Regions from separate parts of the Homo sapiens genome. Here region 2 is linked to region 1. Evidence: chromatin contacts called from ENCODE Hi-C or POLR2A ChIA-PET data. All regions are on one chromosome and are shown on one strand. The core of a region is the stretch at or near the end of the contact, and the rest is flanking DNA. Distances in the headings are between cores, read along the strand shown. Region 1 overlaps SYTL2 (synaptotagmin like 2). Region 2 overlaps ME3 (malic enzyme 3).

Evidence for each region. Hi-C counts contacts between places; a loop is a spot of excess contacts on that map. ChIA-PET counts read pairs that join two places held with the same protein, here RNA polymerase II (POLR2A).
Region 2: a loop to region 1 is called in a map with no recorded cell type, with 2.3 times the contacts of the local background. The contact joins two enhancer-like sites. A Hi-C loop is called at or near these places in 1 of 37 single-sample maps with no recorded cell type. POLR2A ChIA-PET finds 5 or more read pairs at or near these places in 1 of 52 experiments (activated CD8-positive, alpha-beta memory T cell).

The regions. Positions count from the first base shown.
Region 1 is chr11:85,722,257-85,727,578 of GRCh38, reverse strand. It overlaps SYTL2 (synaptotagmin like 2), which reads left to right. Exons shown (of 20, transcript NM_206927.4): 8 at 1-3,547. Among named protein-coding and RNA genes, the nearest start is that of CCDC89, 39 kb to the right of the region's middle. Within about 2 kb of position 1,503, at least 5 of the 41 ENCODE cell types and tissues checked have a DNase peak (open chromatin) inside an H3K27ac peak, as active enhancers do.
Region 2 is chr11:86,482,136-86,486,877 of GRCh38, reverse strand. All of the region lies in intron 7 of ME3 (malic enzyme 3), which reads left to right. Among named protein-coding and RNA genes, the nearest start is that of CCDC81, 110 kb to the right of the region's middle. RefSeq lists an enhancer at 2,217-2,511. Within about 2 kb of position 2,582, at least 12 of the 41 ENCODE cell types and tissues checked have a DNase peak (open chromatin) inside an H3K27ac peak, as active enhancers do.

The sequences.
Region 1 (5,322 bases), core at 254-2,753:
GCAGAGGGAGATATGCTGGTTTCTGAAAGTTGCCAAGATAATAATGTGAATATCAAATCCAAATTCATGAATTTGTCCCAAAAAGGCACCCCAAAGGAAGGCCCAGGTATATTGCAACCATTTGAAAGCTATGGCACCCCAAGTCAAGGGAGTAAAAATATGGACTATAGCCAAGATTCAAAAAGCCCAGGAAAAGGGAATGGGGCATCTCCTTCAAATAGTAACTATTCCTACAGTGTTCTCAAGGAATCTGATGCAGAAAACCAAGTTCCATGCAACACTAATAATATTGGCAACTTGGGTGAAGAAGAACCCAAGTTTCATGCTCATGAAGAAAATAGAGGACACTCAGAAGTGAATTTTGACTCTTCAACAGTTGTCAAAGAACCAGGTTTGAAAGATAACATGAATGCAGAGAGAAAGAGCAAAGTAGGAAATACCTATATCCTGAAAGCCTCCTTAGAGCCAGAGAATATTAAGTCAACACCTGGGGTTGCCAACAATGGCTCTCCTTGGAAGAAGCCTGAGGTCCAATTCCAGCAAGAAGCTGGTGAGGTTCCCAAGAACCAAGTGCAGAGAGAGAAATACAAAAGAGTGAGTGACAGAATATCCTTTTGGGAAGGAGAGAAAGCTGGTGCTAAGATAACTCATGAAAAACCCACATCTTCATGTAGCCAGGAACAACCTTCTGCTAAAGCATATCAGCCTGTGAAGAAGTCACAGGGTGTATCATCCATGGACAGTTTATCTACAGACCAGAGTGAATATAATCAGGCCATTCCCAAACGAGTGGTCTTAGATGAGGATGATCAAGCATCCCAGCTCTCCAATTCTTATTCCTCAAATAAATCTAAAGAGACCAAGCCACAAATAGCAGGTCCATCCAGATACTATCTTTCAGCTGAGCAATCAGATAAAGTGTCTCTGTTTCAGAATAAGAAAAATGAGCCTATAAAAAGATCACAAGTGGCAGACAGTTTGCCTTCTAGAAGAAACATTACTTTACCAGCACTGCAACCTCCCTCAAATGTCGGGAGTGAACGACATGCTCCATTGGAGAAAGACAGACCTCTAGTTCGTGAATCAAATGCCAACTTTAAAGTTATGTCCCTAAAAGAAAGAATGGATGAACCCAATGCAGAACAGGTCTATAATCCCTCTCAGTTTGAGAATTTGAGAAAGTTTTGGGACTTAGAAGCTAATTCAAACAGTAAGGATAATGACAAGAATATTACCACCACAAGCCAAAAAAATTCTGCACCTTTTAATAGGCAGAAACACAAGGAATTCAGCGACATTAAATTATCAGGTAAAAATACCCATGAAGCAGAGGTGCTTCTAAGCCCAAAAAAAGTTATGGCAAGAGAGGAAATGGAGAAATTAAATTCAAAGGGCATACTCCAGGTGCTACCAGATGAAATCACATTTCCTTTGAGTCCACTTAGAAAGTATACTTATCAGTTGCCAGGAAATGAGTCATCAAAGGAAAATGTGGAAAAGAATACGGAAGGGATTGTTACTCCAGTGTTTAAGGAAGAAAAGGATTACTCAGAACAAGAGATTCAAGAATCCATAATAAAAACCAATGTTTTGTCTAAAGACTGCAAAGACACTTTTAATGACAGCTTGCAGAAACTGCTTTCAGAAACCTCAACACCAGCAATTCAACCCTCTGGTGGAAAAGTTCATGGAAAACAAGTGCTTGAACCAAGTGTTTCTGAAAATAGGACATGGCCTCAAAAAACAGATTTTGCTGATACTGAGGAAGAAGTCAAAGGACCTGAGAAGATCATTAATGAGCATGTTGACAAAACAGTAGTTCATCCAAAGGTTAAACGGAACTCTTTGACTGCTAGTCTAGACAAACTCCTGAAGGAAGCAACTGGAACTTCACCCTCTCCCTTGCAAGCCAAGTTGGCGCCTGTTATCACTGGAACCAACTCTAAGCTGGAAGAGGGGAGATTTTTTGGAAAAGGGATAGAACAGAGTCACAATACTTCAGCTGATAAGAGAGAAATACTAGCTCCTTTTCCAGTGAGAGATGAAACTTTTGGAAATACAGCTCTCCTCAAGAAAGCTGAAAGTGGTGAGTGCCAGCTAAGCACACAGAATTTGATTCAGATGGCTGCAGAAGATTCTCATCCATTGGATCCAACTTCCCAGCTTTCCAGAAAGGGTTCTTTTGGGGATGTGGCCAGCCCTCCCCAAGATATGCTTTTTCCCCAGGATGCTCATCTTGTTCCCCAGGCTAGGGTACACCCTTCTCAAACGGAAATTTCGGAGACTGTAGAGAAAGTCATTCTTCCACCCAGACCTGTATTGAATGATGTAAGTGCTGCATTACAGAAGCTGTGTGGAGAAGTATGGTTAAGTTATCCAGCTGGAAGGGAAGTAGGTCCTGGAGAAGTGAACCCAGAATTTCCTGAAGCAGTACAGCCAGTATGTAGCCCCCTAAATCCTCCAGGAGTGATATCACCATGGGCTACGATGGACACCATAGTTCCAGACAGGAAGGATTTTTATTCCTCCAATGTAGTTCCTGATAAAACTCATGAAGTTGGATCTTATTTAGCTGCCCAAATGTCTCCATCAGACCAGACGCTTAGCTCATTTGCTTCCATTGTTGCTCAATATGGCAAAGGCCTCCCTCAGGAAGTGGAAGAAATTGTGAGGGAAACAATTGTTCAACCCAAATCAGAGTTCCTCGAATTCAGTGCTGGCTTAGAAAAACTACTGAAGGAAGAAACTGAAACCTTCCCCTCAAAATATGAAAGTGATACAGGGAATCTTTCTCCATCAAAGTTAATAGGTAGTACAGAGGAGCCCAGGCGAGCCACTTCTGAATGCCATCCTGAGGAATTAAAAGAAACAGTAGAAAAGGCCGAGGCTCCGTTAATAACTGAGAGTGCTTTTGATGCTGGTTTTGAGAAACTTCTTAAAGAAATAACTGAAGCTCCTCCTTATCAGCCCCAGGTGTCAGTGAGAGAAGAAACTCACGAGAAGGAGTCCTCACAGTCAGAGCAGACCAGGTTCTTGGGGACAGTGCCCCATTTTTACAGGGCAGCCTCACAGACCTCTGAAATGAAGGATAAAAGTAATGGTTTGGAATCTCAAGTCAACCAATGTGATAAAATGTTGGGAGGAGACGCACTTGTGACTGATTTATTGGTAGATTTTTGTGGTTCCAGAAGTGGAGTTGAGATCCCTAGAACCCCACAACTTTATGTGGCTCATGAAATAGGGACCATTAAAACTGTAACCCCCCCAGAGGACAGGGACAGTGAAAGTGGGGTTGCAGGGGGACAAGGGACTCTTCAGGAACCTGGCTTTGGAGAGGCTTCTGAAGCAATTAGTGTGTCCAGAAATAGGCAACCCATTCCTCTCCTGATGAACAAAGAAAACTCTACAAAAACAAGTAAAGTTGAATTGACTCTAGCATCGCCATATATGAAACAAGAGAAAGAGGAAGAAAAAGAAGGTTTCTCTGAGTCTGATTTTTCAGATGGAAACACCAGTTCTAATGCAGAGAGCTGGAGAAATCCTTCCAGTGAGCATTTAAAATTTTTTAACTCACAGTGAGTCTGCTTTATGGAATGCTGATGTAAAGGATGATTTTTTTTAATTGGGATTAATTTGATATTCTTAAATGATGTTAAATTCTTCTTACCACTTCTGTGTTCCTGAGACTTTCTTAATTAAAAAAATTATTTATATTTTTTAATCAAATGCATTACATAATTCTTAAATGATGTTAAATTCTTCTTACCACTTCTGTGTTCCTGAGACTTTCTTAATTAAAAAAATTATTTATATTTTTTAATCAAATGCATTACGTAAAACAGCTTTCCTATAAGGCTGTTTCAGAGTCTGAGTTGACTTCTCTTTAATCTACCTATAGAACTTTTAGGTTTCAAAAAATACTTTTTAAATGACTTTTTGGGTTTGGAAAGTACCTTTAATACATTTAAGCTAGTTTTCCTCCTGGAAATATTTAGAATTTCTTCCTTAATTGGCAACCTTTATAGAAGTCTGGTAAGATTTGTCGCAAAGATGTGCCACAGATGGACACAAATTTCCCATTCGGGAGCAATATCTTACCACAGTGGTGGCTAAATGCTAGGGACAAAATACAAGGCCGGAACTTTCCTTCCCTCAGATACCTTGTGCTGTGGTGTTTTGTTGCCACTTTCTCCCTCTCATTTTCAATTATATGCACAATCTTCCCTTTCTAGAGTATGACTTTGGCCAGATGACTCACCTGATGCCACCTAAGGGCATTGCCTGGCCAGGTACATTTCTCTGGCTCCAGCCTTGGCTAAGTTGATGACCTGAGTCGATCTCCACATTCATCTACATGAACGTGGGGGCGTTGGTTTTGGCGGCCAGGCTGTAAAATGTAGGGCTTGTCTCAGTTTGCTATTTAATCAACATGTGGACATTTTAGCAGAGAAACCCCAGAGCAAATAGGAATGAGAAGCTACCTGATTAAAATGATGAAATGATAGAGAATGTTTTTTGGCTGGGACATTTTAACCAAAGTTGCACAACTGATGCTGATTGCCTTCCTTGTAGTTTAGTAGAATTTGTCATTTGTTTAGCTCCTTTTCGTTCCAGTGAAAATAGATAAGCTTTACTGAGTGGCTTACTTTGAGGTGTGGACTCCTTTGTAAGTAGCTATAGGGTCTCTTCTTGAACACTGACCAAAGAATCCACCTTTAATCCTATTCAGTTAAGTTGAAGCCCCTCTAAAAAATTTTGTTGTTAATAAAAAAAAGAAAGAAATTGAAATATCAATCTCTAAAACCATACATATTTATTTATAAATCTCTAATTAAATCTCTAAATTTATTTAATCTCTAAAGTAAATAAATTTAATTAATTAATAATTAATTAATGTAATGGCAAGAATAAAGCCAGCATGTTAAACTTGTTGAGGTAGGCTCTTACTAAACTGCCCATGAGTTGCTAGTGTAAACTGACCCACAGGAGAAGGAGCGCTTGCAAATTTGCAATTATGTTAGAGACTATCATCTAATGTGTATCCCAGCATAACTGACTGAATAGTAAAAAGCCTATCTAAAAAGGCAGCGTTAAATAATCACCTAGGCTGGGCACGGTGGCTCACGCCTGTAATCCCAGCACTTTGGGAGGCCAAGGCGGGCAGATCATGAGGTGAGGATATCGAGACCATCCTGGCTAACATGGTGAAACCCCATCTCTACTAAAAAATACAATAAAGTAGCCGGGCGTGGTGGTGGCTGTAGTCCCAGCTACTCGGGAGGCTGAGGCAGCAGAATGGTGTGAACCCTGAGGCGGAGCTTG
Region 2 (4,742 bases), core at 1,333-3,832, 760 kb before region 1:
CGGGCTCTGGGCCTGCAAGATTTATGAGGTGTCATCTCTTCACTGGGGAAGCTTCACAGTACTGGCAGCTTCCACCCCACTTGCCTGCCCCATCTGTCTGCCATCGTGGCCACCCGCTCACACTGCTGTGGCTGACGTGCCGCTGGGATGGAGGCCTGATGACAGCCCTCACACACCCATGTTTACTCTGAGAGAAGAGCTGGTCAAGCCAGAGTTTCAGCAGCTCAGTGGGCCTCTGAAGACAAAGCATGTTCCCCTCTCACTTGCAAATCTCCAGCCTTCTTGCTGCCTGAAGATTGCACAGGTTTGGCAGAGATGGCCTGCCCATCCTTGGCAAAGTGCTCCCTTGTCCAAGCTCAGCTTCTCCAACCAGAACAGTGGGCTGGAGCCCACAAACTCTGCACAAAGTCTCATCTGGGTGGGCTTCAGGGGTGGGCAAACTGTAATTTGACCTTTGACCCCTCCACTTTTCAGATATGTGACCTTGGGCAGGTTACTAAACTTTTCTGGGTTTCCTTATCTGGAGATAAGAAAAGAGTTTTGTTGGTGTTGTGTTTTGTTTTTTAAGATGAGAGCAAAATAATATTGTGGTTATATAAGGTGGAAATGATCCTGTCAAAAGACAAAATGAATGATGGACTGTAGGATGGGGGGAAAAAGTCCTTGAGTAAGCAAGCAGGAAAAAGGATCCAGTGCACACCTGAAGAGCTTAGTCTTGGAGCACAGAAAATCATCCACAGGGAGAAAGGGAAGGCAGAGTACTGGGCACTGATGGGGCAGGTGGGTAGATGTGGTGGTGGGAGCGAGGGGGAGTCCCATCTGCTTGAAGACAAGGACATCAGCATAGAGTGAGGATGGGGAGGTTTAAGGATAGAGGAAGTGGGACCTAGTTATCTAGGAGAGTGGGAGAATGTCCAGACTGGGAAGCTGGATCATGATCACTGGGCAGCTCTCTGGGCCCCCTTGGGGTTACTGTTTATGAATTTAACTTAAGCTAGTTAACCTGTTTCTTGCTTCCTCAAGCCAGGTTCAACTGTCTGGGTCCAAGGGCAGGAAGACGAAGAGAGCAGGGTGTAATCAGGGTTGGGGATTTTGCCAGGCAAGAGAAAACGGGAAAGAGCAAGGAGTTGAGAGTCTATTCAAGGGAATGATTATAATTGTATCATGAGCTCTAGGCTGGGTAAAAGGGGAGAGAATGGGAGGACGTGGTAAAGGGGAGGGACAAGGGACAGTGAAAGGGTGATCAATGGATAGTAAGTCCTGGTGAGGTTTAGAAACTGTTGAGTTGGATAGTACGTGGAATAAGCTGGAAAGAAAGGAGGTGGTGATCAGAAAGTTAGATGTTTGCAGCTAAGATTATGGAGGAAGGGCTGCTATTGGGATATGGCCACTAAATAAAGCAAATTCAAGGGTCAGCTGCATTAATAGAGGCATAGCATCTAGGACAAGGGAGGTGAATGTCACAATTCATTATCTCCATTTCAGAAATCCTGAATACCACATCCAGTGCTAGAGAAGCTACATTGAGGGTTAAAAATTACCTAAAGTGCCTTTGGAGTGCAATAACTACGATAGTGAAGAGAACCAAAAGCTGAGCCTGGTAGAGAGAAGACTCAGAGACTGCTCTGTCTATGTCAGGGACGTGCTAGTACCTCCAGATTCTAAAAGCTCTTCTTTCAGAAGAGAATTGGACTTGTTTGTATGTATCTACATGGAAAAGAACCAATTGGTGGAATGCTAAAGGAAGCACTTTTCAGCTCAAAATAAATCAGGGCTGTCTCACATTGCACTGGACTGTCTGTGGGAATGAGTTCCCTGTCACAGAAAGAGTTCAAGGATAGGTTGCATGGCTTATTTGTGGTGATATTATAGGAAGGAATTCAAGCATCAGATGTTCTTTAAGCTGCCTTCCCACCCCAGTATTCTATTCTAACCTCTTAAAAAAATCCTCTGTAGCCAACCGGATAGGTATTATTATTCCCATTTTATGCAAGAGAAAACTGAGACTCAGAGAGGCCAAGTTAGCTATCTCAGGTCACACAGTACCTGTCAGGACTACAAGCTGAACCCAGGACTACTGACTCCAAGTACAGACTCTTTCTACAATGCTGTGTCACCTGTGGATGAAAAGAGAAGGGAATGAAATTGGCTTTGAAAGCCCACTTTTTGCTTCCTGTTTCCAGGGCTCACTGCTTATCTAATGAGTCAGTAATCATTCTGTGATTCCCCACAGAAAAGTATTGCTATTCGTGTGAGAAGGTTAAATAAACTAGGATGTAAGAAGCTGTTCAAACTATCCTCAAAATCAGTTCACAGTTTTACAGACACACACACACAGGCAGTCCGGGAGCGGGGGGCGGGATCCTTGGGGAGGGGCATGCGTCAGCCAACAGGAATGTGTCATTAAACAGAAAACATGATGGATTGATGGTTGGTTGTTTTGACTTTCTAATAAGCTATAGCAGATGTTTCTGTGGATACTGTAGGTGGGGAATGAGCTGGTCTCCCCAAGCACTCTTGGGAATACAGTAGCTCCAAGACAGAATGCCCAGCCTGGGGGTGAGTCAGGAGTTCCAAAGTCAAACACAATGTATTTTAAGAAAGAACCTTGGGAAATGTTGACTCCTGCTTTCAACATCCTCATCTCTGTCCAAACATCCTGCTAATAAAAAGCTCCACCTTCCTACCCCTACCCACTAATGGGGATGTATGTTAAGATTTTTTGGCCTGAAATAAACTTACTATGGCTCAGTTCCTGCCGTGGAGCTTGGCCACTGAGGAGAACCTGCCAGGACAGAAGGAATCTCCATTTAGTCTGTGAACCACAGCAACAGACAGCTGGGAGTGTCCTTCTCAAAGCTGAGACAAAGACTGATGGCAAGGACTGATTGCCCCACTCTTCCCGCTCTTTCCCTGTCATGCAGTGGATGGGTGCATTGTACCCGGGCACCACCTCCTGCTGTCACGAGTTTTCCCTGATGGTTTCCATTCACATTTTTCATTTCTGTTACTTACAGTAGCAAGGATGGGAGTTGACTGTGTTCTGAGTTTGCACCTGGAGCCCTAACTCTGTCTGATAATTGGCCTGGGCTGGACAGAAACTTGATGTCAGCAGCAGCTTTGGCCTTTAGGCAGGCCAGGAAAGGAAATCACCCGCTTCTTCCCTAGTTCCCAAACCCTAAATACAGGGATTCTTAAGCTGCTTAGATGAGAGTGTTAAAGAAGGGAAATAATAAATAAACCTTTTTAAAAAGTCATCTACTTTTTAGCTCTAGGAAAATTTTTTTTTTAGTCTCTCCATTTTGTTGTCTCTGTGCATTCATTCATTCATTCTCTCTCTCTCTTTCCCCTCACCATAATCACACACACACACGTAATCCCTGAGATACACACCATATTGGAAATCACAATTTCTCTATTAGTGCTCTTTGTAGAAACTTCTAGTTTTCAGAGAAATTCAGACAGCCCTTGGCCTCTCTGATATCTGGAGCCAGTTACCACAGGCCCACTCCTTAATGTTACCTTCCACACTTGATGTGAGCCCCTGTCCTTCCAGAGCCAACCCCGCTTGCTCCAGCATTCATTCTCTGTGTCACTTCAACCTAAATGGGACTCCTCCCATTCCATCTCTCCTCTGCTACTCATCCCACTTGTTTCTACCTTTACATTTGGACGGCTACCCTAAAGGTTTCTGTTCAAATATACGTACTGTCAAAATGACTAGATGTCTCTACTGTGCCCTGATCAGATTTACAGGGATCAAAGGAATTGTTACTTGTCGGGCCTTTGTGCAGAGCAGAGCACCAAAGTTAAAGCTAAAAACAAGGAGATAAGATTCCAAGACTGTTCACTTGCCTCTTGATCTGTGGTGTCAAGGAACACATCTGTTTCTTTTGCTGTGTTAAAAAACCATCCTAAATCTTACTGGCTTAACATTTTATTTGCTCTTGATTCTTGGAAGCTGAACTGACTCAGCTGGAGTGATTCTTCTCCTGGTCTTGCCAATGGTCACACATATGGCTGCTTTCAGCTGGCTAACTAGCTGGGAGCGGGCTCAGCTGGGACACTGGAAAGGTTGGGCTCCTCTGTTTTTCCATTGAGTCTTAGGGTCTCTCCTTCTTCACATGGCCTCTTCTCTTCACAGGATAGCTGAACGTTTTACATGATAGTCTAGGGCTCCTAAGAACACAAGAGTGGAAGCTGCCAGGCCTTCTTAAGGATGAGACCTGGAACTGGAACAGTCTAACTTCCACCACATTATACTGGTTGAAGCAAATCATAGGTCCATACTAGATTCCAAGGGAGGAGGTTATACAAGGAAATAAATACTAGGAGGTATGGTGCATTGGGGGCCACCAATGTCAGAGACTGCCACACCCTATCTAGCCTGGGTAGGATGAGGAATGGGGCAGCCCTCACTATAGGAAGGCGTGAGAAAAGAATAACTCAGTTACACAGATAAGCAGGGGAATGGTATATAAAATCAATGAGCATGTCTACCTAGTACCTGCTGTACACCAGACACTGAGCCAGGCATAGTGAGCAATACACAGAGAAATAAACAGTCCTCCTCTCAGAGAGCTACATAGTCAAAAACATTTCGTATGTATCTATTGAAGTTTAGATAACCTGAGACTCTACACTTTCTTAGCCTCTAAGTGTCTGTGTAAGTCTGGAGCTCAAGAAGAGTTCTGGTGCAGAAACATAAAGTTGGGAGTTGCCAACCCATAGATAGTATTAAT